Regions from separate parts of the Mus musculus genome. Here regions 2, 3, 4, 5, 6 and 7 are each linked to region 1. Evidence: chromatin loops called from intact Hi-C (ENCODE). Cell type or tissue: gastrocnemius. All regions are shown on one strand. Region 1 holds the start of Klf7 (Kruppel-like factor 7 (ubiquitous)). Region 2 holds the start of Mir6899 (microRNA 6899). Region 3 overlaps Gm35880 (a long non-coding RNA gene). Region 4 holds the start of Creb1 (cAMP responsive element binding protein 1). Region 5 has its middle 33 kb from the start of Gm13749. Region 6 has its middle 26 kb from the start of Gm35803. Region 7 has its middle 68 kb from the start of Gm36148.

Region 1 (4,000 bases):
ACCCACTGGAGCAATTTCTATAAACACATATTAACTTAAAACCAAAGCCTCAAGGTTTTGCCATGCAGAGCCTCATGCAGAAGCCTTATATATCAGACACTCCTGGACTTGAAGCACGGTCTGGCCACTTCCTGCTTATCTGAGCATCATTAATTTGTATACTAAGCTTGGGGATACTCATCCCTTAAGGTGAGAATCCCTATGCTGGTGTCCTGCTGGGTGAAAGGATACATGACGCATAAAAACGTCTGTGTACATAGAGCAGAATGTGTGAGAAATATTTGCCAAAATCTTCAAACTCAAAAGTTAAGATATACTTTGATCAAAAATAGCAATAAGCCGAGTTTGGTGGAACCCACACTCAGGAGCGAGAGGCAGGTCTACAAAATTGAGTTCCAGGACAGGTCAGGGCTAAATAGGGCTCACACAAAACAAGACAACAAAATGCAAACCAACTAAATAAAAATAGCAATAGTATAAATATAAAACACAAAAATTAATTCCCTTGAGCCTTAAACAGTAAATTATGTGATCTCGCCTTGATGTTTACCTATTGTATCCAAGGTTGCTTTTTTCTTTTCTTTTTTCTTATTACTCATAAATACATCTACGTTAGGACCTCTCAGTGGATTTCTGCCCAAGCCCTACAACCAGATCGTGTTGGGGGAAGAGTGGACAGGGTGAGACCTAACAAATTATTGCAAGGTTTCGCTATCTTATTTTCTTCTAGACTCTGGCCTGTTCTCTATGGAGACTATAAGTTCAGGTGCTATTTAATTTCTTTGCTTAAAGTCTGGGGACAGTGGACAACAACATTTAATGCCTCCTAACAGTGACATACTACCCTAGGCGTATTTTGTTTCTTCTAACAAGAGTGGCAGATATTTGAATTCTTGTTCCTGGGAAGCCCAGGCCTTTACTGCCATTTGCTCAAGTCATGGAGCTGATCGGAGGCAGCACATTGTAAGCAAGGCATCAATTATGCAAAGAATTTTGTTTCTTTGACCAACAAGAATGTCAGGCACTAAAGGGCAAATAAACCGGCTTTTCTCCAATCTTAGTAATTAATTTCCTCTGGGGGAAATGGGTGATCTTTTGTTTTATGAAACAAATGTAATGTTCTTATCAATAGAAAGGAATGATATGGAGTCGATTAAATTGTATTTCTCCCATTGAAGGTATAAGGACGTTTCTCGTGTCTAAGTACTGAATTCTGTAGTTATTCTAAAGGAGTCCAGCTTTCGGTGTATTTTGGAGAAGGCACACGAGCCATTTAAGGTCAAGCAAACAAATGGGCAACTCTTAACCACGTGCATTGCACAGGTTTCCATTTCTGAGCTTGCAGAATCTTGAGATCTTTAGAGCCCTGCTCCATACCTGCTCCATGAAGTTACTGGATAAACCTCTTGTAAGGATCTGCTAGCTAACTGCTCCCCGCTCCAGCCTGCACCCTAATTCGACCCACGCTCCCCCTATTCTCTTTCATGCACACGCTTAGATGCTGGACACCAGACTCCTGGCCAGGTTTTAGGCTCAGTTCAGAGGAAAAGGAGGGCGGTAGGCGATCGGCGGCGCGCACGGAGGCGCGCGGGCCGGGGCGGGGACAGCGTGCAGCGTCGGGGGCGGGCGCAAGCTAGTCTCCGTGCAGCTCGCCTTTGTTCTCTGCCATTGTGAGGCACTTCCTCTCTGGCACTTCATTTCGGCACCCTGTGGGGAATTCGGAACTGGCTTTTGGGCTTTAGTCTGGGGTACGTGACGCTGTCCTGAGCCTGGGCTCTCCCTTGCTACCCTTCTTCCCCATGCTTGGCGGAAGGCCGAGTGCAAAGAGCTCCTTGCCCCCGACCGCTGCGCCGCCGCTCTACCGGCTGCTCCCGCAGGAGGCATCTTAACCCAGGACCGGGACCGCACCTCCCGATCGGCCACCGCGGCAACCCGTCCCCTCGGATCTGCACTGGGTACGGGCGCCGGCGGCTCGGGCGAGCCCTGCAGCGAGGGTCGGAGGCCAGCGCGCAGCCCGAACCCGGCCGCCTAGGCGTCCCAGGAGCCAGCGCAAGTGTCGCAGCAACACTCCCTGGCGCTCAAGCTCCCCGGCCGCCTGGCGGACTCCTCTACCCCTTTATATAGCCCTCTAAAAATAGCTTGCCTCGTACCGCCTTGTAAGGCAGCAGGGAGATCCGCAGCGCGCCAATCGGCGGCTGCCGTCGGGGCCAGGCCCCGCCCCATGGTCCTCTCCGAGTGCCGCATTGGTCCTCAGTGACTTCATGAGCCCCCTGTTTACCTTACATGGTCACACGCGGCCTAATGGACGCCCTCCTCCGAGATCCCACGGCTGCGCGCAAAACGGGGCGGAGGGAGGGAGTTTGGGGAGGGGGAAGAGCAGGAGGAGGAGACAAGGGGGGGGGACTACAAACTAGCGAGGATGGGGTGGGGGGTGGGGAGGGAAGGGAAGGGGTGGGGGGGGAGAGAAGCGATCGCGAGAAAAAAAATGCAACCTCCCAAAATAAAGAGCAAAGATTGCATTAGGAGCGAACAGCGCTGCAGATATAGATGGCAGCTTCGTGTCAGTGAGTTTGCGTTCCCCTTCCTGATCCACGCGCTGGAGTGATTAGAGCCCTGGAAGGGAATTGTTACTCCCGTGAAGTCCCCTTTTCCTGGCAGTCATCTGCACTGTACACGCTGGATCCCTCTCTCCGATCCACCCCACTCACTCGCTCCTCTCTCACCTCCTCTCTCACCTCCTCTCTCTCCCTCCTCTCTCACCTCCTCTCTCCCTCTCTCCTGCATTGATTTTTTTTCTCTCCTTTTTTTAGTTGACTGAAACAAAACAAAACAAAAGGGCCACTGGATGTCTGCCTTCTTGGGGGGTGAGCCAGACAGACTGACAAACAAACAGACCCAGCTGAGCTCGGGGGAGGGTTTCTCCTCCGGTTTTGCCCGGCAGCAGCAGCATGGACGTGTTGGCTAGTTATAGTATATTCCAGGAGCTACAACTTGTCCACGACACCGGCTACTTCTCAGCTTTGCCATCCCTGGAGGAGACCTGGCAGCAGGTGAATGATTTAAATTACTTGTGTAAATCGTGTGGCGGCGGCGGAGACGCAGGGGCTGCGTTTGGTGTGGGCTTTGAGTTGAAATTTTTTTAATTAATTTTTTCTTTTTATTTATTTATTTATTTTTTGGCTGTGTGTTGTTTAAAATGTTTTGTGAAACAATCATATGCGCTTACCTCTCCACCCACCCCTAGCCCCTTAGTGTGTTGAGCTGAGCCGGTCCTAGCTGCCTGCATTTCTGTCACCAACACACATCCTTGCGCACACGTTGTCGGCTCGCTGTCCCCTAGCAGAGAATTGCTGGCGAACTTCTCGGGTTTGGAGGAGCCGGGTGGGAAGGTGGTCGAGCAATGGTTGACAGGATACCACGTTCCTAGATGCAGGAGTTCTGACCTTAGTACTTAAATCAGCTTTATCCATTTCAACTGGTCCTGAAGACCGTCAAGGGGGGTGGGGGGAAGCACGGAGTGTTTTTCCCAGTAATTTACTGAGTGTCAATAAAGAATAGGAGCTTGATTTTTAGATACAAGGTGAGCTGTACGAAGAGAAGCCAGGTGACAAAAGATGCTTAAGGATATGTACAAGGAAGATGAGAAGATATGTCTCTCTTAGGCTGACAATGTATTGTATGGTTTCTCTAGCTAATGCCTCCAGAGAGAGCAGCCTGTACTGTGTCCTTGCTTTTTGTTTGTTTGTTTGGGGTGCCTCTCAGGTTAGCACCACCTTGGACAAAGGGTGGTGTGTGCTTCCTTGCTTCCCTACTTTGTCTTAGAGGACTAGTTAAGAAAACTCCTAGGATGCTAAAGGGTACCGGTGCCAAGTTCTCTTGGCATCTCCGGGAGGTTGAAGCCTGACTGGGGACAAGTTCACTGGGCTTTGTGAAGTGGAATAAAGAAAGTGCTGGTCAGTGGAAAGTGCTGGGTCTGCTACGGAAACAGTGGTTTTTCCAG
Region 2 (4,000 bases), 79 kb after region 1:
TTGCTGTTGTTGTTGTTTGAATGTCTTTGCGACTGGAAGGCATTTTGAATTTCTGATCATTTAGGGGCCATAGTTATTTTTGTATCAGATCTCCATGTGAAAGAACAAAGCCATGTGAGTGATTCATGGCATTAAGTACCATGCCCACTAGGCTTTCAGATCGGGCACTGGATGTCTTGCTTTTCCTGTGGTGTCCCTCTCATTCTGAACATTCCTGAAGAGCACCCTGGTCTTTTCTCTACCCACATACTAAAGAGCTATTAAAACTTGAACTGTCTCCCTGTTTCCCCATATTTAAGCTGACTACATTGACTCCAGCCTTGGCTGTTTGGAGCTGTGAGCTCTCGTTTTTTTACTTGACATCTGATTAGGCCTTTCCCTGCTAGCAGCTCATGCAAACACAGGAAGCAGGGGTGAGGGAGAGGAACTGAGGTTCATTGTCTATTCAGTAGGTACCCGTTGGATGCACCATAGCTTATTTCAAAGTCACAGGTTTACTAATAAGTTCACTCCCATTGGACAGTAAAAGTACAGCATAATGAATTCAAACAAAGTCACTCCCAAGTTGAGGGGACACCTCCTCTCTTTCCTTCATCTGGTACATCCTTTCAAGTGTCTTACAGCAAGGTGCTAGCTTTTAGGTGACCCTAGTACTGCTTGGTGTTACACACATGCATGCACACATGGTTTCCAAAAAATGAATATTTCCTTCCAGGCTCTCAGCACGTTATGTATTCTTGGTTCTCTCTGAAAGAAATTCATGTCTCCCCTCTGCTGTACTGGGTCTTGTAGAGCAGTGGGCTCACTGGGGCACCAATTTAGTGAAGTAATAATTTTCAAGCATGTTAGATTTGATTCTAGGTGATAGAAACAGAGAGCTGTGGATGTTTTGTAGTCAAGTTTAAAGGGAAGAAAATGTGGGAAGAAAAAATAAGCAAAACACAGTACCTGGGTACTGTGTTCTTAAAGGTTGTGTGGTGGAGATGTAGCTGCTGATCAGGGAAAAATGGGTACATACATAGTACTTTGGATGTGTAGTCTCTGTAGCCTGAAATTGTGTGTTTGTGTGTGGGGGAGGGGGAGGAAGAGGGAGAGAGAGGGAGGTATGTGTGTATACACATACATATATATGTATGTGTTCTTGTAGCTGTGTCAATGGGTGCATGCAGGTGCATATGCAAATATGTGTTCACGAGTGTGAAAGCCGGAAGTCAACATCAGGTGTCTTCCTCAATTGCTCTCCCCTTTGGATTTTGAGATAGAATCTCTCACCTAACCTGGAGCTTACCAGCTTGGCTAAGCACAGTGGCTGGCTGGCTCATGAACGCCAGGAACCTGCTTGTCTCACCTCTCTAGTGGCAGCATTACAGGTGTGCACGGCTGTACCCAGCTCTTGTACGTGGCTGCTGGAGATGGATATTCATGTGCCCATGCTTATGCATCAGGCACTTCAGTGAGCCATCTCTCCAGACCTCAAATTACATACGCTATAATATTTACTGATTCTATGAGTCTCCCATGTGCTAGCTACTGTTTCTAATTAATGTGCAGTTTATTGCCACATTGTTGCTCTTTCTAAACATTTTAGGGGCATGTGCACACTCTTGTTATCCCCGAGAAAACAGGAGCAAAGAAAGCTTTTGTTAACTTACCCAAGGTTAGACAGTCACCCAAGATTAACCAGCCTTGCCTGTAGTACCCCAGGAAGGTTGGCTTTTGGACCCTAAACCATTTTGCTCATCTGCCTTTTGGGGGCAGGGGCTGCACTTGATGATTTCATGGGTCTGTAAACATCGCCATTCTACTTAATTAGGATCAGCTCACTATACAGTTGGAAGGATAAATATTTGTCCTGTTTGGTGACAGATGTGATGGGTTTAAAAAAAAAAAATAACAAGTCCTGCACTTTTTCGTACGTATCCTCCATCTGTATTTATTCTGTGGAAAGGTCACTTGCGCACCAGTGCTCGGATTCCATATCTCTCAGCAGCTTCCCTGCCGCTAAAACTTGCTCTATAAATTGACTTCTAAAATATCTTGCAATGATGTATATTACTATCCAGCATGAACCCTCTAGAAGAGTCACTGAATCATCGGAACCTCTGGGCAGTTTCTCCATGAATGCTGCGAGTCAGGAAGGGATTTAGTCTTACTCCCTCTCGGTTGGTCGTGGTCCTGTTGTCTGTCCACCCAGGCACATTTGCTGAAAGGGACACGGGTTCCAGGAGGCTGAGGCGTTTGTATCAGCACTTAGGTCTCTGGCCATGGTTTGTGGTAGAAGAGGGGGTCAGGGAGAGACAAAAGAGACTGAAATGGTAAGTTACTGGAGGTTCTTGAGAAAAATAGAATTAGAAGCATTTGTGGTTCAGATGAAAATAGCAATTTCCTTTCTGCTTGGACCGTGGGGCTTGGCGTGCTCCTGGGAATAGAAAATAAATAAAAATTGATCCCTCACCAGTTGAAGGAAGTGCCCTGACTCTGGGAACCGAGATGATGGCTCAGAGGTTTGAAGGTTAAAAAAGGAAAGAGACAAAAGGAACACACAGCACCAGGGGGCTTTATTTATTATTATTATTATTATTATCATTATTATTATTATTATTTTAAAAGTAATGTTCTATATTAGAGAATGTAGTCTACCAAGAAGGATCTGAGAGGCCATCTGCTGAGACTAGCCACCAGGCAGCAGAACGCAGCGGGCATGAGATCCTTTCTGACCATTGTCCTTCTGTGTCTTCTGCAGGTGAGAAGCCTTACAAGTGCTCATGGGAAGGATGCGAGTGGCGTTTTGCACGGAGCGATGAGCTCACAAGGCACTACAGGAAACACACAGGTGCAAAGCCCTTTAAGTGTAACCACTGCGACAGGTAAGGTGACTTAGAAGCTACGGGACTAAGGAGGGAAATAGTGCAGTAGGTTGGGGTCTGTATGTATGATCTGGGTCTAGTAGCAAGCAGGCCTGTCTCGTGCACAGCTCTATGGGCCTGGCAATACATTTTACTTCTCTACTGCTTGCAAGGGTGAAAAGATGCACTCTCTTATGTAGTAAAGTTTCAGGGTCTCCATTGGGTTACATAGCATTTACTCAGTGCTGGCTTTGAACCAGTGCTAGTAACTAGGTACAAACAAGATGTCATTCCTCACACAGGTAGTTGATGAGGCAGAGAATTAACAGCGTATTGACAAAAGATAATAGAAGTTGCCTCCTCTGGCCTTTTCAATATCATCCATACCACCTTTGTTCATCTTTTATGTTTAAAAAAAAAAAAGTTTGGTTAATGGGAGAAAGGCCGATTTTGAAGGCTTTTTCCAAAGCATTATTGAAAATGGGCCTATCCTTTGGACATCTGGACTGTTCCTTCCTCGCTGAAGACATGCTCAAGGGTCCAAAGATGGCAAAACTCTGCAAACTCGTCCTGTAATTCAATTTCAAACCTTCAGTATTTGATAGTCAAAAGGATCCCGTAGCAACAGATAGTACCCAAGTAATAGTATCTGACAGCCCTGGCATTATCAGCCGATAAACCCCAAAATGGAGACTCTGCAGGCCAAGGTGAAGGCAGGATTAGGTTTAGACATAATCAAATAATGGGCTTGCATCTGAGCATGTTATCCTTCTAATCCTATTTCTGTGTTTAAAAGGAAGCTTAAGAAAATTAACCATCTTTTTAATGCAATACTAAAGGTCTTGGTTATGATGAGAAAAATGCTTCTAATACAATAAAGCCCCCGAAAGCCTCAGGGTCCCCTCGGCTTGGACAGCAGCTAGCAGGATGGCGGGGGAGGTGGGCGAAGGGGGAAGGGGGGGAAGCAGGATGTCCAGGAGGAGGCCAGGCTGTCCTCGGAAGGAAATGAGCTCGGCCTCACTTCCTGCCTCTCCCAGGCCCTGTGCTCCACACCTGCCTCTCCCACCAGCCAGGCCTTCCTCTTGAGAGTTTGCTTTCTTGGAGTGTAGTAGGAGGATGCTCAAATCCAGGCTCAGCCAAGTTGGCCTGGTGTT
Region 3 (4,000 bases), 74 kb before region 1:
ATTGACCAAGGAGCCAGGGAAATGGCCCAAAAGATTCTTTGTGCTCCATAAGGCAAATATAAGATCTATAACAAACACCAGATAATCTGAAACTGAACCAGGAGATTACTGGGTTTTTTGTTGTTGTTGTTGTTGTTATTGGTGATTGATTTGATTGATTGTATCTAGCTAGGCTGGCTGTCAGCAAGCTCTAGAAATCATCCTGTCCCTATTACCACCCCTTCCACCAACACCAGCGCTGTTGTTGTGGGTCTGGCAGCCATGTCTGGCTTTTTTTATGTTGGTGCAGGGGACACAAACTTGGGTCCTGGTTACACAGGAAGTGCCTCTTTTCCCCACTGAGTCATCATCTAAACACCAAAGTAATTGTTAAATCTGTGACTTAGTCATTCCAGATTAGGGAACCCCTCCATGACACCCATTTCCCAGAGTTTTTCTTCTACCTTTGTGTCCTTAGTAGGTCCAAGGTGGGTGCATTCTGTGGTTTTGAGGTATACTCTACAACTTTAAACTCTATCCTCACTAAGTAGCAGACCTAGTGGGAGAGGGGACACAGCCAAAAGGACATCCCTGTGGAGCCCTCTATTGTACTCCTAGAGGAGAGTCTCTCAAAATCTCTGGGATTCCCTTTACATTTTCCAAAGCATACATCACCCTGGACTAGAAGGGACTTGGGGTTTAGGGATGCCCTCCACCCTGAGCCCAACATGGACAGTAGCCCATTTTGAAAGCTCCAATCCTCTTGGAGAGGAAACAGGGAAGGTGTCTCAGAGGAGTGGCATGTTGGCAGGTTCAAGTAGGGGAAAGGAGCCAGGGTGGGTTCAGCTATGGTTCACAGAGGTGGCAAGAGGAGAGACTGCTGGAGGCTGGGCAGGTCACAGTCTACCAAGTCATCCTAGTATTTGAGATTGAAAAATATGGGAAGGTGGCATTTGAAGGTAGTGTCCATGCCAGGTATGAACTCTGGAGAGATTGATGATTCAGATCCAAGCTGACCCCTTGGGAACTAGGCACTGCCCTGTACCCCAGGATCTATGACATGAAGCCATCAGCAGAATCTGTATCCAGGGGTCTTAGTCAAGAAGGCACATCACAAATTCAAAAGTACATGGGACAGCCATGGCTATGGCAACCAATCAATAAAGGCTGGTTATGATTTTATTGTTCTTCTGTATTGTTTCTTGGGTTAGATTATCTGGTGTTTACTTATATTTCTTACATTTGCTTCACAGAGCACAAAGAATCATTTGGGCCATTTCCCTGGCTCCTTGACCACTCCACTCTCTCAATGGTAGCGGTGACCAAGAGTATGAAAAAGATTTTAGTGGGCTGGCTCACCCAAGAGGGAGGAGCTAGTGCTTATGCGTTTAGGAGTCTGAAACTTCAGAAGCAGCGATTTCTTGGATGCTCTGGGGTCCAGAGCGTTCCCGACATTGCATGGGCTATTTCTCGCTCTTCCTGAGGAATTGGGGGTGGGTTCTGAAAGGTAGATTGCTAGAGAGCGACAGACTCAGATTCCAATTCTGCTCTGAGTCGAGAAGTACATTTTGATTTCTCTCTTATTGATGGGCCAGCCTTTGGTTCCTCTGGAGCCTGAGAGTCTGTGGGAGGACTAAAACCCATTTTTCCCCTTGTTTTTCTTTCTCTCTCTTTTTCTTTTTCTGTTCCTATCAACACTTGTCAGGGATTCAAGGGGTGTGGGGGAGGGGTGGGGGAGAGCCTGGCAAAAGCCTGGGCTTCTCTACAAAGGCAAAAATGAGTCTAAACAAGGATCCGAGCAAGGCATTGTTCCAACACCACCGAGTGAGGAAAGTAGGTCACTGAAGAAACTGCAGGTCTGACTGAACTGGGGATTGAACTTATCACCCCAGAGCTCATTGGTGTAGAAAGCAAGCAGCCATTGAGGGGTCCTGGAGTAGCAGCAGTCTGCTGCTGGGAGCCGGGCAGACTCACACTGTGAATGGCTGCCTGCACCATGGTCACTGCCCCTGCTGTGTTTTCTCCCTCCCTTGCCCCCCATCACACCTGCCCTGAGAAAGCAGCTGAGATGCCTCTGGAGAACAGAGCAGGCCAGGTGGCAGCATCCCAGCTGCCAGATGCAAATGCAGAGCTGGCATTGGAAGCACCCACCCCCCTCCTAGAAAGGCAGCTCTAATTATAACCAACACCAACTTTGTCCCATGAATGGCTAGCAGCGGGGATATGCTTTCTCTTCATCAGCCATAGCCAGGGGTGCTAGACAGACTCTCCTTGGTAAGCCTGCTCTCTTCTAGGGGCCATGATGGTTTCAGAGGAAGTCTATTTTTGTTTTTCCCTGGGTGGGGGGGGCGGGGTTATTCCTTGGGACACTTTTTTTTTTCTGCCTAATTTGGACTTCTTTCGGGCTTCAGTTCCTTCAGCGACAACAGCAAAATCATGGGAGGGACCACTTCATACCTGAGTGTCACACTGTTAATACCAACAAGCACAACAACATAGGTCATTCCTTTATCCAATATTTTCAACTCTGACCCAAGAAAATCTGGTAACCAAGGATCAAGTCAGACATAAACCATGAACTTGGTAGCCAGTGGCTGGTTTTTCCTCTGTGACATTAGCATTGAGAACAATGCTTAATATAATAGAGACTAAAATTCCAGTTCTGCCAGCTACTCATCTTGCAACTCTTGGCCATGTACTTCAATTTGTCACCTGCAGATTTCCCAGTTGCACAAGCGGGGTAATACTATTTATAGCAGACTTAGAGCTTCACTCTCAAATGTGAAAGTGCTTTTCTCAGACCTGGCACCTCTAGGAAGCTCGAGCCAGTGTTTGCTTCTTCCTTCCTCGTATTTGAAAACGCTGAAGGAATTTCTGAATGAAGTGTGTGGAGATAGACATTCCTAAGGCTGCTTCCTAAAGAAATGATGTAGAAGATGCTGCCTCTGCCTTGCCATCTCCGACACCGCCCACTACCCAATGCTGCTTTTAAATGTAAACTATTGAAAATTGAGAAAGACTAAAATGCCACAAGTCAGCTGTTTGGTGGCCACACATGGCTAGTGGCTATCACACTGAGAAATACATCTGTAGGACATTCCACCATTCCAGAAAATTTTCTTGGACAATATCTGCCACATTCTTCTAGAAGTTAGCTTGTCTATGCTGATGAGAGCATCTTAAGTCCAACTCAGATTCCCTTTTGCCTCAGCTCCTAATATCTCCAAGGATACCATCTAAATAGATGCAGTATTTTTTTTTTTCTTTTCAGGACTGAGGATTGATCTTGGTAGGTAAGTGTTCTACAACTGAATCTGTCTTAGTCCATTGCTGTGAACAGACATCATGGCCATGGCAGCAACTCTTGTAAAAGGCAAACATTTAATTGGGGATGGCTTACAGTATCAGAGGTTTAGTCCATGACCATCAGGGCAGGAAGCACAGTGGTGTGCAGGTAGACATGGTGCTAGAGAAGGAGCTGAGAGTTCTATATCCAGGTTGGCAGGAAGCAGGAAGTGACAGTGACATACTGGCCAGGCTTGAGCTTCTGAGGCCTCAAAGCCTGCCTCCCAGTGACACTCCCTCTAACAAAGCCATACCTACTACAAAAAGACCACACCTCCTAATAGTGCCACTCCCTATGGGCCTATCGGAGCCATTTTTATTTAAACCACCACTGAACTGGATCCCCCAGTCCCTTTCATACTTTTTTTTCTTTTGAGACAGACTCTTATCAAATTGCTTAGGCTGGCCTTGAACCCACTCTGTAATTCAGATGACAAACAAGCAATCCTTCTGTATCAGCCTCCAAAGTAGCCCAGACCACAGCCATTTACCACCATGCCTGGCAACTCTATTTATCTCATAACATAACCAAGAAAACCACCGCATGTGCACAGGGTTGCTTCTATCTTCCTCTGAGCTGGACAAGCATGTTTGTCTCTCTATTTGTTTCCACCTTCTCTGTAAAGTGGTCAAGGGAAGGGTCTTAGGGACATCTCCTGGACAAATGAGGCTTTTA
Region 4 (4,000 bases), 410 kb before region 1:
ATTGTAAAAGAAACAAGCAACCCCCCCCCCCAAATATATAAAAAACTGTGCACCTTTCAAATCAACTAAAATTTTGGGCTTTGCTTTTCAATTGGGAAATGATCATCAGGGCACAAGATTTCAATAGATGGCCCAAAGGTATTTTGTGCTAGATCTTTTGAAGGCAGATGTGGTGCAAAACTGAGGCTAGGATCAAACTCTTAACTTTGAGAAGATATGGCAGGTTTAAATAGGTCATACTGCAATGCCCTTTAAAAATGTCTTTGGATCTTTAAGGTGTCAATGACTTTTGACAGTCCCCTTTGCAGATGTTCTAGGTGAAGGAAAAAAAGGAACACCACAACCCCTGCTGGCTTAAACTGCCATCAACCTCAGGCTGGGATTACCTACGGCAATATACAAATAATGGATAGTTTCAATAACTATTTTTAGAGTGAGAATTATATCAATCCTCCATTAAAGTTCAGACAGAAGCGTGTGAGGAGCATGGCAGAGGCTAAGGGGAGATACGGATGACTCAAAAAACCTTGGCAAGACTGCCTCCCTTCAAATGACAGAAAACGAAAAGTACCTTCGCTAATACTAATTTCCCCTTCGATAATTTCTAAGGGTTTCAGAATGATTGACCTCAAGTGATCATTATCTTAGTGGAAAGGGTTAAAACCGAAACTGTTTTCAAGCACCAGCTTCCCTTTTACAAGATCCCAACAGTTTCTGCAAAAAGTTATTACATGTATGTTTTCTTAGCACCTCTTTCCTTCCCAAAAGAATGCATTCCCAGGACTACTGATTCGTTCTTCATCTTCAAAGCCGAGGGGTGAGGGAAATAGTAAAAAAAAAACAAAAAACAAAAACAAACCAAACAAAACAAAAACAAAAAACCCCAAACCCTTAAAACAGCCTAGGGCAGAAAACAGCATTTTCTCCGACCGCGTGGGAGCCGGGGAGAGGGGCAAGAATAAAATACAGCACCAGAGAAAACCTTGGGTTTCGAACTTTATTGCACAAAGAGCGCTGTAGAGGAAAGCAGGTCGGACGTTGCGGCTCGCCGAGCGGGCACCGCCGCGAAGGCGGCAGCACCTTCACCTCCTCTGCCCTCAACTGTCTCCTTCTTCTTCCTCCTCCTCCACCCCCCACGGGCACCCAGGCGGCGGCCCGGGCGGCCAGCCCGGCACAGCCGGGGCGAGCGAGCGTGCGAGCAGGCGGGCGGCGGCGGCGAGGAACGGGGGGCGGCGGCGGGCGGCCTCCCCCGGGGCGGCTCCGCTCCGCGCCGGCTCCGGCTCCGCGCCCGGCACGGCCGGGCCCGGCCCGGCCCGGCGGCGGGAACGCGGGCGCCAGCTTGCCGCGGCCGGCCGCCCGCTCGCTCGCACCCCGCCCCGGCCCGGCCGCCCCCCGCCATGAGCGCCGCCGCTGGCTGCAGGCAGAGTCGCTGCCGCCCGGCCGCCGCTGGCTCCAGTCCGCCGCCATTATTCTTTGTTCGCTGCGAGCGGCGGCGGTGTTGTGGGGCTCGGGCGGAGGCTCCATCTTTACCGCGGCCCCTCCTGCGAGGGGAAGGCCCCGAGCGCGGGTGTCCGGCGCCTCCCCGGCCCCCCTCTGTCCCCCCGGCTCTCTCCGGCTCCTGCCTCCTCCTCCTGCTCCTCTTACCGGTGGTACAAGCTCCTCCGTCACTGCTTTCGTTCGCGGCCCGGATCTCGCTGGAGTTTTATTCTCTCCCCCACGTAACACACCGCGTCAAACTACACCTCCGCCGCGTCACTCACCAACACTCCGCTTCTCCCAGCCGCCCGGGCCACAGGCAGCAGCAGCCGCCGCCGACTGAGGAGCCGCAGCCAGGGAGCCAGCCAGCGCCGCCCAGTGCCGAGTGCGCAGCGGCCACTCACGGAAACAGCCGAGCTCGACCCGGAGCCGCTCGACAGGCCCCGCCCCCGCGCTACTGGCGGAACCTGCCGAAGGCCTTCGGCTACTTCCCGGCGCTGCGAAGGGGTTGACCGGGGAAGCTGGTGTAGGCGGTTTGAGACCCGCTCTGGAGGCACGATCCGAGCCTCACTGTGGCGGGTGGAGGCTTCGGACGCCAGCTGAGGAGATTTGGAGGAAGCGGGGTTTGTGTGTAGCCAGATTTGGGGTGGTGTGGGGATTCCCGGGGTGGCGGGGACTTGCTGGAAACCCCCGCGCGGTCTGATCCTGCGGCGGAAGCAGACCGCCCGGGAACTTTGACGCGCCGCGAGGGCCCAGAGCCGCGCGGACGGCGCTGGAAGGTTGGAGACGCCGGCTACCGGCCAGGGGAGTCTGCCGGGCCGGAGCTGGTTCTTTGCTGGGAAGAAAGCTATGGCACAGGTGGCATGTGGGGATTCAGCTCCGCTTTGCGGCCAGCCAGAGCCCCTAGGTACTGGGTACCGTCCTCCCTCTGAGGCTGGAGAAATGATCAGCCATGCTGCTCTCAACACTTGAAACAGATCCCCACCCTACCTGCCCGCGACATCCTGTGCTGACTTTTCTCAGCCCTTTCTGCAGCGGTGGCACGCTGCTGCGGCGTGGCTTCCACCGTTTGCACCCCAGAACTTGACAGTGTGACTTCCGTAGCCTCAAAGCTACCGCAACTGCTCTCTGAGTTGCCCCTAACCGCCAGTTCTTCACCTTTTGTTGTTGTGCCGTTCAGCCCTCTTCCTATAGTTTTGTTCCTGCTGGACGCCAGCCCTTGTTGACGTTTTATAACACTGAGCTTGCCTTCATTCCGTGTGTCCTAGCCGTTCCCGCTTTCCCAAGGACATTATACTGAAGAGTAGCTTAATTTTCTTTTGTTTCTAACCAGAACTTTTAGCATGCTAACGTCTCTTCCTCTCTTTAAGAAGACTCTTGTGGCATTGGTGAGATGAATAAAGGCCCTTGCCACCAAGCCAGATAATCTAAGGTCAATTTCGAGAACCCACGTGGTAGAAGGAGAGAACCAGCTCCCATAAGTTGTCCTTTGACCTCAGCACTTACATCACAGTAGTATGTGTGGGCAATAAATAAAATATAGAAACTTCCTCCTTAAGCTCCTTTCCGAGTTCCACCTGTCTTTTACTGTCTCTCTCCATTTGCAGTGGCTCTGAATTGTCACAGTCTTCCTGTCTATGTAGTTTTGCATCTTGCATTTTCAAGACCATCCTAGCATTTGATGCTGTTTGACTCTTCCAAACACTCTCTCCCCTCTTCACTTGCCAGTTTTCCTTTTAACCCTACTCCTCAACAACTAGATTCTCCTTTATCTAACTCCTGTGCAGGAGTCATCTGAGCCCGGATCCTCCACAATCCTACTGTAATCTCTTGCCCTAGGTGGTCTCATCCTCTTCTACTGGCTTCAAATGCCTTCTCTCAGACACTCCAGTCTTAGTTAGGTCTCACCCTGGGACTCTGAATTCCTCTTCCCAGCAGCCTCTGCTCCGGGTCCGTTTGGCTAGATGCTCAGTGTGTAGTCTTACTCACCTCGAGTTCTCATATCCCTTCCTCCCACGGTTCTTAGCTCAGTAAAGGGTCAGGACATCATTCAGATACATTGGGAACCGAGTCCACTTCTGATACCAATTAGGCTCCCCTGGATTGCCTGCTTCCTGAAAACTTGGGTGTATGAGCTGTGTCCCCATGCCTTCTCCACCAGTCTTTTAAGCTGCCTTCGTCTCTTGCCTGGAGTCCTGCAGTGGCCACTACCCACATCCTCTAAAACTGCCCCTGCCTCACTCCAGTCTATTTGCCAGTCAGATTCAGTTAGATCACTGCCTTTCCTAAAGCCCTGCAAGTGGCTTCCCTTTTGCTTCATCAACACTGGCTTTAGCACCATTCTCTGGACTTGTCTCTTGTCCCTCCTCCATCTGTCTCCTTTACTTTCTGTTCCCCAGCCGTATTTACTAGTCTCTTTATTTGCAGGCTCTTCTCCCGCTTTCCCTCCCAAGTCAGGCTCTCACCTCCAGGCTTTGCTCTTGTCATCCTCTTTCCCCAGAATGCTTTACTCTTACCAAGACAT
Region 5 (4,000 bases), 120 kb after region 1:
AATCAGGGGCCAGCCAGAACTTCCAAAGAAGCCTTCCCCCAAGTTCCTAAGAACCTCTCCAAACAGTGCCACCAACTGGGAACCAAACATTGAAAACATGAGCTTGTGGTGGGACATTTTGGATTCCGACCATAGCACTTGCTCAAAGGCTCCATTCTTAACTTGCCCATGCTGGCTGTATGAAGCCATTACTGTTCATGGTGAATGAAAGTAATTTTGCATTTGTGGAAGCCCAACTGTGATTCTTTGGTGCATTAAAGAGAAAAATAGCAAGTATCTTTGCCTTCTCTACAGAGTTGTTTTCATAGAGGGCTGTCTCTTCTAAATGTTACCAGTCGTAAGTATAAGTGGGCAGTCGATCAAGATTCAAGATTCAAGCTCATCTGTGCTGTAATTGCCCAACCAGCATCTTGGCTTCATCTCTCTGTCCTAGGCCATAACACAGTTTCTCACAAAGCGCTGGGCTCTGGCTCTCTTCCCAGCCCAGGCCGGGCTCCCTAGCCATTTCATTACCAGAAATTACAGTGATCATCTGCCTAACTGGGAACGGCATTATCTGAAACACAATTGGAAACAAACTGAAAGTGTAGGTGGCCCCGAGATAGCTAATCAGAAATGTGACTGGCTGGCGTGTCACATCACATCTGAGAAACATCACAGGTCCTTTTATTGGTCAAAGCACCCCGATGGCCACCAACCTAGCTGGGAAGAATAAAGCCATTGCAGTATTTTCAGAGGTATTGTGGTGGGGAAGGACAGGAGGGCAGAAAGCTGAGGCTCTTCTTTCCACGACCCGTGTAATACACCAGTGATGTGATCTGATTCCAAGTCAAGAATTCTTTCCCAGTGGGAACAGGAAAATAATGTGAAAAAAGTGGTACCACTCATGTCCAGAATAATACATGGTAATTTAATGAGATAGCAGGACACAGGCTTCAAAAAATTAAACTAGGGGAGAGTTTCCAGAAGAAACCAAACATTAGAGTCCCACTGTTCAAGTACCTGCAAATAAGTGTGTGTTTGTGTATAGGGGGCACTGCGGGAGGGGAATCCTTCCAGATGAGTCATGGAACATGTCCTAGTAAAAGGTCACCAACTGTGCCAAGACAAAGTCCCTTTTCTCTAAGGCAAAGCAAAACATGAGAAAGGGATTGCATACTCGATTGCCATGGGAACAAGATCGTCCCAATGTATGTTGTATGGAACAAGATGTATGTTGTATGTGGTTACCATCGCAGTAATGAAGCCCTGTGATAGTTGGTGTGGCTTTTGATGGATATTTTACTCAAGCTCAGTGAGATGGAGGGCCAAGTAGTGAGATAGCCAAGTGAACTGCCCTTTCCTACGCACTGACAAGGAGTAAGGATCTAGACTGTCAGTGCACAGAGATGCTCTCAGTTCTCTCTCATAAGGCTTGTGAGCACAGATGGAAGTTGGGTTTTGTAGCAGGTATTGTTGGTAGGAATTAAGAGGAACATTTCTGAACAGCAATGATGGCTGGTAAATGACCAGAGAAAGCATGAAGAAGAATTAAAAAAATAGTTTTGATCAGCACTCTCCATACATTAAATATCAGAGATGTGCCCCCAAATGATTTGCAGCCTTTGACAATGATGTTCTAGGAAAAAGAGCAAATATTGACATTTCAATAATGTTTGCCCAGCAATCAGTGAGGGGTATACAGCATTCTGGGTATCTATGTTACTGGAATCAATTAGGAAAACAGAGAATTGATATTCTCCAATGAGAAACACATGGTAAATGCTGACATTACAGATAGATAACACTGGCTCTGCAAATCATTTCTGAAGTCATAGGCCTGTCATGCGCTGCCACCTATGTGCATGTAAGGACTCAGGCTGAGAATACAGTCTTACTGCTGCACACTGTTCATTCCATAACCCCGTCTCCCATTGGCAGTTTCCATCCTGCACAGCTAACTCCTGCTCTCCCTCCCTTTTGCCTTCCTCCTTCCTTTCCCCAGTCCTTTCTGCCTTCTCCCTGACTGGGAACAGAACTCTCTGAAACACAATTCGAAGTGACCTGGAAGAGTGTAGGGGGCCCCTGGTAGTGTAATCAGTAGTGTTACTGGCAAATTCTTCCCCTCTGCCTTCATCCCCTCTGCCTTCCTTCCCATCCTGTCTGTCGTCTTTCCCCCCCTTCCTCTCTTTCCTTCCTTTTCTTCATCTCCCTTCTCCTCTTCTTCCTTTTTCCTTCTCCCCTTCCTTCCTCCCTCTCTCCCTCACTCCCCCAGTCTCCTTCCTTCCCTTCCTTCTTTCCTTTCTTCCTTCTTTTCTCTTTTGCTTTACCTACCTTGTGCTAGCACTATTATTTCAGAAAAAATGAACTCTGTGGGCAAAGAAAGGAGGTTATAATAAATAAAAACCTCAAAGTAAAACATTTTTATTGAAATTTTTGATAAAGAGCCTCCCATACAGTAGAACCAAGCTGGAAAGTCCTGAGATGTACAAGAGCTCCTTCTTATCCAAGCGAGAGATTCCAAAACATGTAGTAGGTACCCGAAACCACAGGTAGCACCAAGCCTGTGCCTATTATTATGTCTTTCCTGTATGTGTATGCAAATACTATATGCGTATACATAAATATACACACTGTATATATATATATATATATATATATGTATATGTGTATATGGTATATGTACATGTATATATGATAAGCTTTAGTTTATAAATTAGGCAGAGCAAGAGATTACTGATAGGAACTAATGATAATAGAACATTAAAACAATGGACTACAGTAGAATTGCAAGCCACATTATTCTAATTCTTTGAGGCCATTATTAAATGAAATAAAACATTCTTGGGCAGAAGCCCTGTGTTATCCAGGGCAGTCAGTCTGACAACAGAGACAGCTCCCAGTTGGCTAATGGATAGGTAACACACACAAACACACACACACACACACACACACACACACACACACACACACCTTTAGGTGTGCTGAACCATGGTGTATTCAGGTAGGAAGAGGCCAGACAGTAGGAAACTTCATCACAACCACAATTCAAAAATTGCTTATTTCTAGAACTTCCCACTTAATATTTTCAGACCATGATTGACAGCTAGTACCTAAAGCTACAGGAAAGAGAAACCTCAGGTAAGTGGGGGTGGATAAAGTCTACTTAGCCATGGTCTCTGCTTTCCTGGGGATTGTTAGCTACTCCTTGGCCTCTATGCAGTTGCTTCTGTTTTTCTGCCTTCCTCATCTCTTTCCTCTCTCCTTGCTTCTCATTGTAATACCTATTTAAATGTCCTGATCAGGTGTTTTAACTACATCCCTCTATATCCATGAGAACTCCACACACTAAAGACTACTTTCCCATTTAACTCACATTATTGTTTTGGGGTATTGTCTCTCTCTTCTCACCTCTTCCTCCTTTCTTTTCTCCTGCCCTTTTCCCAGATAGATTTGAACTTCCTTGAAAGTAAGGATATACTGATTTGCCTCACTTTTTTTTCATTAAGTTTCCCCAAATAGCTAATATACCAAGGGGCAGGTGGGAGGGGGTTCATATAATAAATGTTGACTCAAACTGAAATGTTTAGAGCTTAAGTTTGTTGAAGTAAGTTTGCCCACTTGCGGGATGTATTCTTGGTTGCTGTCCTGGTTGTCATATATAGTCAGTGTGTCCCAGGAAGCTGAATTTTAAAAGTACTTTTAGTCTTGGACATTGCCTTCTGTTCTACTGCCTTCGGCATATCAAATCTCGTCCCACGAAGTAGCTGTGAGGGTCCATTAGCAAAGGCAGCCCAGTTACAAGGATTTTTAAAGCAAGGGGTAAGTATGTACAGTCCAGGCAGGCTGGATGGGGCTCAAGCAATCATTAATTCCTCTAAGATGGTTCTGATGAGGCAGCTCATAGTAGCTGTGGACTCTGGGGAAAGTCCCGGTCCTCAGCTTTTGTGGATGGAGAAAGTTTATTTTGTTTGTTTTTGTTTGTTTTGATTTGATTTGATTTCCTCATTCCTCTTTTGGG
Region 6 (4,000 bases), 180 kb before region 1:
TTCGAGGCCAGCCTGGTCTACAAAGTGAGTTCCAGGACAGCCAGGACTATACAGAGAAACCCTGTCTGGGAAAAAAAAAATTCATTCATTGTTGTTTTGTGAAAACACTAAAATGGAAAGGTATGGTTTGAGAAGTCAGAGAAATCAAGATCCAGCTTTCTATTTCTTTAGTTTTCTCACACTCCTGAAGTCACTGAACTTTGATACTTTTGTCAAAGGGAACAGAAATAATACTGCTTGTTTAGTATCAGGATTCTCCAGCGCACACCATAAGACAGGGGGAAAGCGTTGCCAGCTATAAAACCATCTATAGAACGGGGCACACATGCTTCTCAAGAGCGCATGCTCCAAGGCATTTACTATTTTCCTTTTATTTATGTTTTATATCTGCATTAAATGTACACTTCCAGTTTCTGTTATTTGATAAAAATAAGTCCTACAGCTATTCCTTGGGCCAGTTCTTCCTGCTCATAGTTTAAGCTTCTGTCAGCAGAGAAGCAGCAGTCTCTGCAATTAGTTGATGCTGATTCTAGTGGCTTCCAAGAAAAGACTTGTTGGATTTGGGGACTTATTCTAATAATCTGAGAATCTTTGCCTTTTTATGTTGAATTCTCCCATTTAATTAAAATATAACTGTCCTAATTATTCAAATTATATCTCTCAACAAATGTTTTTAATCTTTTACTACATTTGCCTTTAGTTTGTATGTATTTTTGCTTCTTAATACTTCATTAGCTTTTCTTTGGCATTTTATTATCTACCTTGGCTTTGCTGTAATATACAAATACTATTGGGTTTTTTTTTTTACGTATTTTTCTTATTTCAAGCCATTTTATCACTTTGTTAGTAAAATGTTTTAGTTCATAATTTTAGTTTTCTCAGAGGTATACTTGTGTGATTTTCAAGTACTTGGGAACTTTTGTTTACAGAGTTTATCCCCTGTGCTTCTCAACTTACTGATTCAGAACTCAACTTACTGATTCTAGAACAATAACTGTCCACAACGACTTTTTAGTTTGATTCCTACACGTGAATGTTTAGCCATTAAGCCAAGTCTTTATTTTTATCCATCTTTATCATAATGAGTGGGCATCCTTCAATAACTAGTGAAACATTTCCTATATGTTTAGGGAACAATGTTGATTTCTTCAGGTATTGTCCCTGTTACCATCACAGAGGCCCATGACTGTCGAATCAGTGAATACTTTGTGAATGGTTTTGTCTTGGAAGTCAGTCGGTGACACCATGCATTCTAACACCCGAGGGCCAAGATAGTGGGTCAACGAAGAAACAGTTGTAATAGTGGCAATCCCTTTGGGCATATTCTCCTGCAGAGCTTTGAACCACCATTTAAAGTAATGGTAGCGGACACACTAGTTGATAAAACTAAGGATAGAGGACATTGAAGACGGCAGCATGGTATATAGGAGTAAAAAGCCGTGCCTTACTCTGAAACTGGAAGTTAGAAAATTGTCAAAGATGGTGGGTTTCTATGGTCACCTCCTGGCTCTCAATCCCCATGTCACAGGTTCCCACTCAGAGCCTGCACAGAAAAAGAAAAAAAAAAAAAAAGAAAAAAAAGAAAAAAAACCCCAACTTTGGACCAAAGGCTGAGAGTGAAATTTCAGGGTCACAGGACTTGCATTTTGAGATGCCAAACCCAGAAATACCCCGTAAAATGAAGACGGATGCACTGAAGAACACCAGTGTCTACACTAGGGGCTCGCTGCCTTGCAGCTGCCCAGTTGACCTTTCACCAGGGTGTTTAAATGGGGGGAAAAAAAGAGCAGCGCTTTCCTCTTCCTCGGGCAGCTCAGAATAGCTGCTTCCTTTCGTATAAACAAGTCGTATCTCTGGGAATTTCTAAAGCTGAATAGTGTCTGCTCAGAAGCCATGACTCATGACTCACGCTGTTTCCTGGCAGGCTTCACAAATGCAAAAACACCTCTCCGAGCAAAGACTCTGACAAGAGTGGTCACATGAAGCCGCAGAGTCCTTCATTTTAAACACAGGAAAACAAGAGTCGAGGGAAACTGCCAGTACTCTTCTTGGGAAGCAGGCCTCATCAGGCAGAAAGTTCCCCCATTGGCTCAGCTGGTGTCGTGGCTGTCCCCCCATTGGCTCAGCTGGCTTCTGTGGCTGTCAGGCAGGCCCACTTGGAACCTTGTCCAGGCCTGTGGCTTTAGACCCTCCATCACTGTCTGCCCTCTATGTTTGGAACTTACCGAGCTCAGCTTCCCCTGGATTCTGAGGGGTAAAGGTTGTCTGAGGTGGGGCTCCCCAGGGAAATTACCAAGGGGTCACAGTGCTGGAGCTTGGGACCTTCTTCTTTGCTTCTGGCAGGAACTCTGAAGCAAAACAGTCTTCTTGCTGCAATTTCTCTTCCTCTAGGCTTCTCCTCCCAGATCCCATCTGGTCCCCTCTTTAGGGCCACTTAACTTTTCTCTTGTTTCCAAACAGTCAAGAAACAAAGAGGAAAACTGCTTATTGGCTTCTCTTAGTTCAAGAGTATAACAACCTCTGTGTGTGTGTGTGTGTGTGTGTGTGTGTGTGTGTGTGTGTGTGTGTTTGGGGGGGGTCTCTGTTTATGTGTTTATATGGTCTCTGAGTGTGGTTTCTCTCTCTCTCTCTCTCTCTCTCTCTCTCTCTCTCTCTCTCTCTCTCTCTCTCTCTCGTTTCTTTGCTTATGCATTTGTGTGGTCTGTATGCGTCTTCTCTGTTTATGTGTATGTGTTTATAAGGTCCCCTACACCTGTGTGTAATTGAGTATATGAACAACAGGGCAAAGTCTCTGCTTTCATGTTGAAAGAAAAAGATTGAAAACCTATAGGCAAACAAGGACATTGCTTTATTTACACCTATCTCTTAGCTTTCTACAGATAACAGTACAAAAGACTGGTTTGCATACAGCTCTGTGATTGGGGTGTAGTTTAACCCCTTGGTCCACAGTGCAGCTGGGTATCAGTTCTACTAGAACCAGAATACTAGCACTGGAGATAATGGGATATAAGTGCCAGGTCAGCTGATATATCAGATGATAAATATTTCACATTTCCCAGTCATTACGACCTGAACGTTTTCAGCATCAGGTTGCTTCAAAACAAAACAGTCACACAAAGCTGGAACTAAGGCTGGGATCAGGTTGGAACCAAGTCTTGTTCTCGGTTGACTCTGCCAGAGAACTGGTCTGGGGGAGGAGGACAGGATACAGAGGGAACAGGAGAGGGCAGAGCTTGCAGGGGACTCTGAGTTTATTGCACTGGCAGGATTTACTGGTTTCATTTCACCCTCAGATCGCTATGGTGGCCCACTGGAGACTTGGAGTGCAACACTGAAGATTTTCATTGTAAGAGTTTCATGTGCCCGGAGCACATGGACCCAGACAGTCGGTTACTCCTTTGGTGACTGGTGGGAAGTGGGGGTGGTGATCTTTGTTACAGACCTCATGGCTTAGAAGATGAAGGCAGTCCCTTTGTGACTTAGAAAATACCAGGTTATGTTGAAATACCTGTCACAGGGCTGTCTGTGCATCGTGTGTATTCTGTCTGCACAAAGCCTGTGCAACTGGGGTGAATAAACAAACGCTATGGAATAGTTGATGACTTGACTTATAAAGAGCAAAGATGGGTTACTTGTCAACATCTGGGGGATGAGTGCAATCTCAAATAGTATGATTTTAGGTAAAATTTATTCCATAAATAGTTTTTTTTCTTAAATAAAATAAAGCCATTTCCTATATGTCAACTTTGGGCTGGTGAGATGGCTCAGCTGGTAAGAGCACTGACTGCTCTTCCAGAAGGTCCTGAGTTCAAATCCCAGCAACCACATGGTGGCTCACAACCATCCATAATAAGACCTGATGCCCTCTTCTGGTTTATCTGAAGACAGCTACAGTGTACTTAGATATAATAATAAATAAATCTTTGGGCTGGAGTGAGAGGGGCCAGAGCAAGATAAATAAATAAATAAATAAATAAATAAATAAATAAATAAATAGTCA
Region 7 (4,000 bases), 330 kb before region 1:
GGCTCTGAGCTTTCAAAAGTGTTTCTCTGCCTGCTGTGTGTGGGTCAGAATGCTAAGCTCTCAGCTACATCTCTAGCCTCATGGCTCTGTTTCCCACCATAAGGATCATGGACTAACCCTCTCAAAGTGTAAGCAGGCCTCTATTTAAATGCTTTCATTTATACAAGCTGCCTTTGTCATGGTGTCTCTTCACAACAATAGAACAGTGACTATGGTACTGCTATTACTAATATTTTGTTGTGTGTTTTCCAAATATGCTCATATTATAACAGCTGCTGCTGGGGTTCCCACACCCCACTCTTCTTTCTTCTTCTTCTTTGGGTTTTTAAGACAAGGTCTCATGTAGCTCTCAAACTCTATATAGCCAAGGGTCACCTTGAACTCCTGATCATCTTGCCTCATTTTCAATCACATCTCCTTGGAATTGAGCTGTAGTTTATTGTAGATCCAGTATGGTCTTCTGGTGACACTGGCTTGGTTCTTACAGGTTCGGTGCCTTCTGTAGACTAGGGACACTGTACAGATATGTTCTGGTCTACAGTTATTTTTCAGAATCCCAGTGAGGTAGGAGGGACATGCCATTACTGTAAGTATCCATTGAAGACTATAAAGAGGTAAAGAGTCTTCCTGTGGGTGACTCAGCGCGACAGTCTATCAAAGGAGAAGACTTGAATATGACTGTAGGTTTTCTGTTTGTTCATCTCAGTGTAGCCTTATTGCCTGGCTTAATTATTTCAAATGCAGATCCACACTTCAGTGCTTTAGAGATAACTAGTAATTTCTAAAAAAAAAAAAAAGGCTTTAAATTCTCATAGGTAGTTCCATTAACGAAGGGATAAAATGGGGGAAGTGGGAGGGAAGTGAGGAAGGGAAGAGTTAAGTCAGAATGAGTGTTTGCAAACTCGCAAGAATTTACATTTGTGGAAGTCTGTGGCTGTTGAACAAATGTGTGTATCACAATTTTTAGAGACAGAACAGAGGGCATTCAACACAAATGCCTACAAAACACAGACACCTGTTAACATGAGAGAGACCGATGGGGGCACGTTAGGGAGTGGTGGCATTGTCAAACCAGAGAGGGCACCTTCCACCTCCAGGTGTTGGCCCTCCTCAGATCTAGCAGAAAACAAACAAACAAAAAACAAAACAAAACAAAAACAAAAAACAAACCCCAAACCTTCTTCAGCCTTGTCAACTCCTCTCATTCTGCTGAGGACCAAAGCCAGGAGATTTTTATGTAAAATGATAATTTTTAAAAAAGTACACTATAGACCACACTAATGATGCTTGCAAGTGAACTGTGCCTCAGGCTCCAGCCTTGGCACGTGTGAAATTTGATCTCTAGAGAGTTTCAGGTTGCTAAGTAGTGAGGGTTTCCTTTTCTACTGAAATATTCTTCGAGTTGGCGGGACTCTGTTGGAGTTATGAAATGCCTCCCCCCACCCCCCGTTTCTGCAGCAGTCTGCTCCATTCTCTAGAGCTGATGTCTGTCCTCTGCCTCTCCACAGTTCCCACACAGGTTGCCTTCTGTGGACTAGCCCGGCAGCTCTGAGTGCTGGTCCTCAGGTCTAAGCTGTGCACTGTCCTGGGCCACAGAAACTTACCTGACTTACTGAAATCATAAATGATCAGTCCCTTTAAGAAGCCAGGAAGTGGTTGGTTTTTTTAATCAACAACCACAGACCGTTACGTTTACCTAACTGTTTATGAACTGGTCTTGCGTTTACTTCACATGTACAAATGCTTTTCCTTGGAACGGAAGACAGTCACTTCTGCCAGATCCTGTTCATTTGAGAGTTCTTCTGAGCTTATCGCCATGGGAAAAACATTTCTTCCTCCAAGGATCTGAGTTCTGAAAGTTCAGGGGCCCAGTAATGCCATGATTTAATATCCAGTAATTTCTTCTGCCCTCCTGTAAAACCTATGTAAAATGGTAAATCCTAAATCCGTATTGAAACGTAAAGATGGTGTTGTGCTATGTGCATATTTTCCTTTGTGTGCTTATGCTACACAAAATGGATGCAATATTCTATGAAATACTTTTGGAAAACGAGATTTTAAACAAAATCATGCTATTAGAAGGTTGACCACGAGAGGGCAGCATTGTCTACACAAATCTGAATCACAGGCCAATGCCAAGGTTGTATGGCTTAGCCACCATTTGGTTTCAAATACGTGGGAAAAAAAATATTAGCAGCAGCATTATTTATGCTTACATTTGCATTCTTTTCAATAAGGAACTTAGGTCTCTAGGTCTGGCTCACCATTAGGACAAGTCTAATTCTGTCTATATAACAACATCTATTTTCCTCCCCCACTGTGTTTTTTTCTCTTTTCCAAGCAAGCTTCTTTCATATTCTGCAGACAATGTCTGTAGCTTTATTATTTGTTTTAAGAATATGATAACGCTCTTTTATGATCCAGCCATATGTGTGTGTGTCTGTGTGTGAGTGCACGCACACTCATGGATGAGGGTGTAGGTGTTATGCACATAGAAGTCAATCTTGGGTGTTGTTTGACATTTCCCACCTTGGCATCTGTCTGTCTGTCTATACATGTATGTATGTGGTATATATGTATCTGTATATATGTCTATCTATCTTTCATCTACCTATGTATGTATGTATGTATGTATGTATGTAAGTTCTCTAGCACTAAGACTGTAAACAAGGTCCTTGTTTTTTCTTTTTCAATGTTCTTGATTTCTTTTTTACTTAGTCACTTTACATCCTGCTCACTGCCTTAGTCCCTCCTCGTACAATCCTTTCCCCCTTCTCCTCTGAGCAGTGAGTAAGGCCCCTGGGTATCCCCACCACCCTGGAACTTAAAGTCTCTGTGAGGCTAGGCACTTCCTCTCCCACTGAGGTGGCCCAGCCAGAAGAATATATCCCACACACAGGCAACAGCTTTTGGGATATGAACCACTCAACAAAGAACATACAGGGGCTGGACCTACACCTCCCTGTACATATGTAGCAGATGTGTAGCTTGGTCTTCATAAAGGTTCCTGCTTTTTATATGGGTTCTGGAGGTTGAATTCTGGCATTCTTGCTTGTCTCTCTGGTAAGCAATTTCCCAGTCTGAGCTGTCTCCCCAGGTGAAGCCCTTAGGCAGTCCAGTGCAGTGGACAGATGCAGGCCGGTGGCTGGCTGCCTTCTGAGGTAAGGCAGGTGTTACTACACTGCTCTTCTTTAGGGAACAGGAAGCAATACCAGCATTTACTTCATATGGTTCTTAGTGGGCCTGCTGTCTAGAAAGTGCACAATATAAATATTGCAGGGAGAGTGCTTTTCTTAAATTGAGAGGTAGACATTTAAAAATCTGGAGAACTTATATAAAAGCCTAACTTATATAAAAGTCACATGGCCAGTTTCTTTATTCACATTACTTGTCTGGTCCCTAGGGCCAGTTCTAGGCTCTTCTTCCCTTCCCCACTGGCTCCTCCCCATCTGAAGCCAAGGACAGTGAAGCCTGAGAGGTGGTGCGCAAGAACAGCTGTGGGTAGAAGTCAGCTGAACTCTTCCCCACCGCAAACTGTATAACAGGACTGACCGCTCTGGGTCCTAAGGACTCTGCAGATTCTCTTATCTGAGCAACGCAAAGCCCTTGGTACCACATTTTAATCTAATTTGTTTCTTTTGTCAGATTTCATCTTCAGGGAGAAGTCTTTGAGGGGCCGGGAGGGGCCATGTCCTATGGGACATTTGGTTTCATTCATTCCTAGGTGGCAGGTTGAAAGGGCAGGGCTGTTAAACTGTGAAGGACAGCTGCAGCCTGATGGGCAACAGGGGAAGGCCCTGGGGATCTCTCTCTCTCTCTCCCTCCCTCCCTCCCTCCCCCCTCCCTCCCTCCCTCCCTCCCTCCCTCCCTCCCTCCCTCCCTCCCTCCCTCCCTCCCTCCCTTTCCTCCTTTCTTAGCTCTGTCTGTCTTCCTATCCAGATACGTGAAGGCTTTTCTTATTTTCATTTTCAATCTAGAGAAGAAATCCGATTTCTGAGAA

Evidence for each region. Hi-C counts contacts between places; a loop is a spot of excess contacts. Peaks named below come from ENCODE experiments on the same cell type or tissue, not always from the same donor. Only the 100,000 strongest peaks of a DNase experiment are listed, where the experiment ranks them.
Region 2: it touches region 1 in a loop (4-fold over the local background); 14 of 42 quality-filtered maps call a loop at or near these places.
Region 3: a loop joins it to region 1, with 2.2 times the contacts of the local background. A loop is called at or near these places in 15 of 42 quality-filtered maps.
Region 4: it touches region 1 in a loop (2.2-fold over the local background); 14 of 42 quality-filtered maps call a loop at or near these places.
Region 5: it touches region 1 in a loop (3.0-fold over the local background); 3 of 42 quality-filtered maps call a loop at or near these places.
Region 6: it touches region 1 in a loop (3-fold over the local background); 23 of 42 quality-filtered maps call a loop at or near these places.
Region 7: a loop joins it to region 1, with 4 times the contacts of the local background. A loop is called at or near these places in 24 of 42 quality-filtered maps.

What each region holds. Positions count from the first base shown.
Region 1 is chr1:64,119,950-64,123,949 of GRCm38, reverse strand. It overlaps Klf7 (Kruppel-like factor 7 (ubiquitous)), which reads left to right and starts at 2,561. Exons shown (of 4, transcript NM_033563.2): 1 at 2,561-3,050. The coding sequence starts at 2,949. It overlaps Gm35880 (a long non-coding RNA gene), which reads right to left and starts at 2,383. Exons shown (of 3, transcript XR_373464.4): 1 at 2,279-2,383. In gastrocnemius, a CTCF peak has its summit at 1,942; DNase peaks (open chromatin) are centred at 2,593, 2,977, 3,284, 3,947 and 2 more places; H3K4me3 peaks cover 2,928 bases; H3K27ac peaks cover 3,368 bases.
Region 2 is chr1:64,041,181-64,045,180 of GRCm38, reverse strand. It overlaps Klf7 (Kruppel-like factor 7 (ubiquitous)), which reads left to right. Exons shown (of 4, transcript NM_033563.2): 3 at 2,744-2,867. It overlaps Mir6899 (microRNA 6899), which reads left to right and starts at 2,680; the gene lies at 2,680-2,743. In gastrocnemius, no CTCF peak of the experiment used is centred here; no DNase peak of the experiment used is centred here; H3K27ac peaks cover 2,846 bases.
Region 3 is chr1:64,194,214-64,198,213 of GRCm38, reverse strand. The region is part of intron 1 of Gm35880 (a long non-coding RNA gene); the gene reads right to left. Among named protein-coding and RNA genes, the nearest start is that of Gm39654, 60 kb to the left of the region's middle. In gastrocnemius, no CTCF peak of the experiment used is centred here; DNase peaks (open chromatin) are centred at 1,836 and 2,017; H3K4me3 peaks cover 462 bases; H3K27ac peaks cover 1,497 bases.
Region 4 is chr1:64,530,665-64,534,664 of GRCm38, reverse strand. It overlaps Creb1 (cAMP responsive element binding protein 1), which reads right to left and starts at 1,861. Exons shown (of 9, transcript NM_009952.2): 1 at 1,645-1,861. In gastrocnemius, no CTCF peak of the experiment used is centred here; DNase peaks (open chromatin) are centred at 1,172 and 1,857; H3K4me3 peaks cover 3,067 bases; H3K27ac peaks cover 3,055 bases.
Region 5 is chr1:63,996,169-64,000,168 of GRCm38, reverse strand. No RefSeq gene overlaps it. Among named protein-coding and RNA genes, the nearest start is that of Gm13749, 33 kb to the right of the region's middle. RefSeq lists an enhancer at 3,597-4,000. In gastrocnemius, a CTCF peak has its summit at 1,826; a DNase peak (open chromatin) is centred at 473; H3K27ac peaks cover 1,556 bases.
Region 6 is chr1:64,303,652-64,307,651 of GRCm38, reverse strand. No RefSeq gene overlaps it. Among named protein-coding and RNA genes, the nearest start is that of Gm35803, 26 kb to the right of the region's middle. In gastrocnemius, no CTCF peak of the experiment used is centred here; a DNase peak (open chromatin) is centred at 2,100; H3K4me3 peaks cover 865 bases; H3K27ac peaks cover 3,318 bases.
Region 7 is chr1:64,446,388-64,450,387 of GRCm38, reverse strand. No RefSeq gene overlaps it. Among named protein-coding and RNA genes, the nearest start is that of Gm36148, 68 kb to the left of the region's middle. In gastrocnemius, a CTCF peak has its summit at 2,080 (motif pointing right); DNase peaks (open chromatin) are centred at 2,104, 3,090, 3,526 and 3,699; H3K4me3 peaks cover 311 bases; H3K27ac peaks cover 46 bases.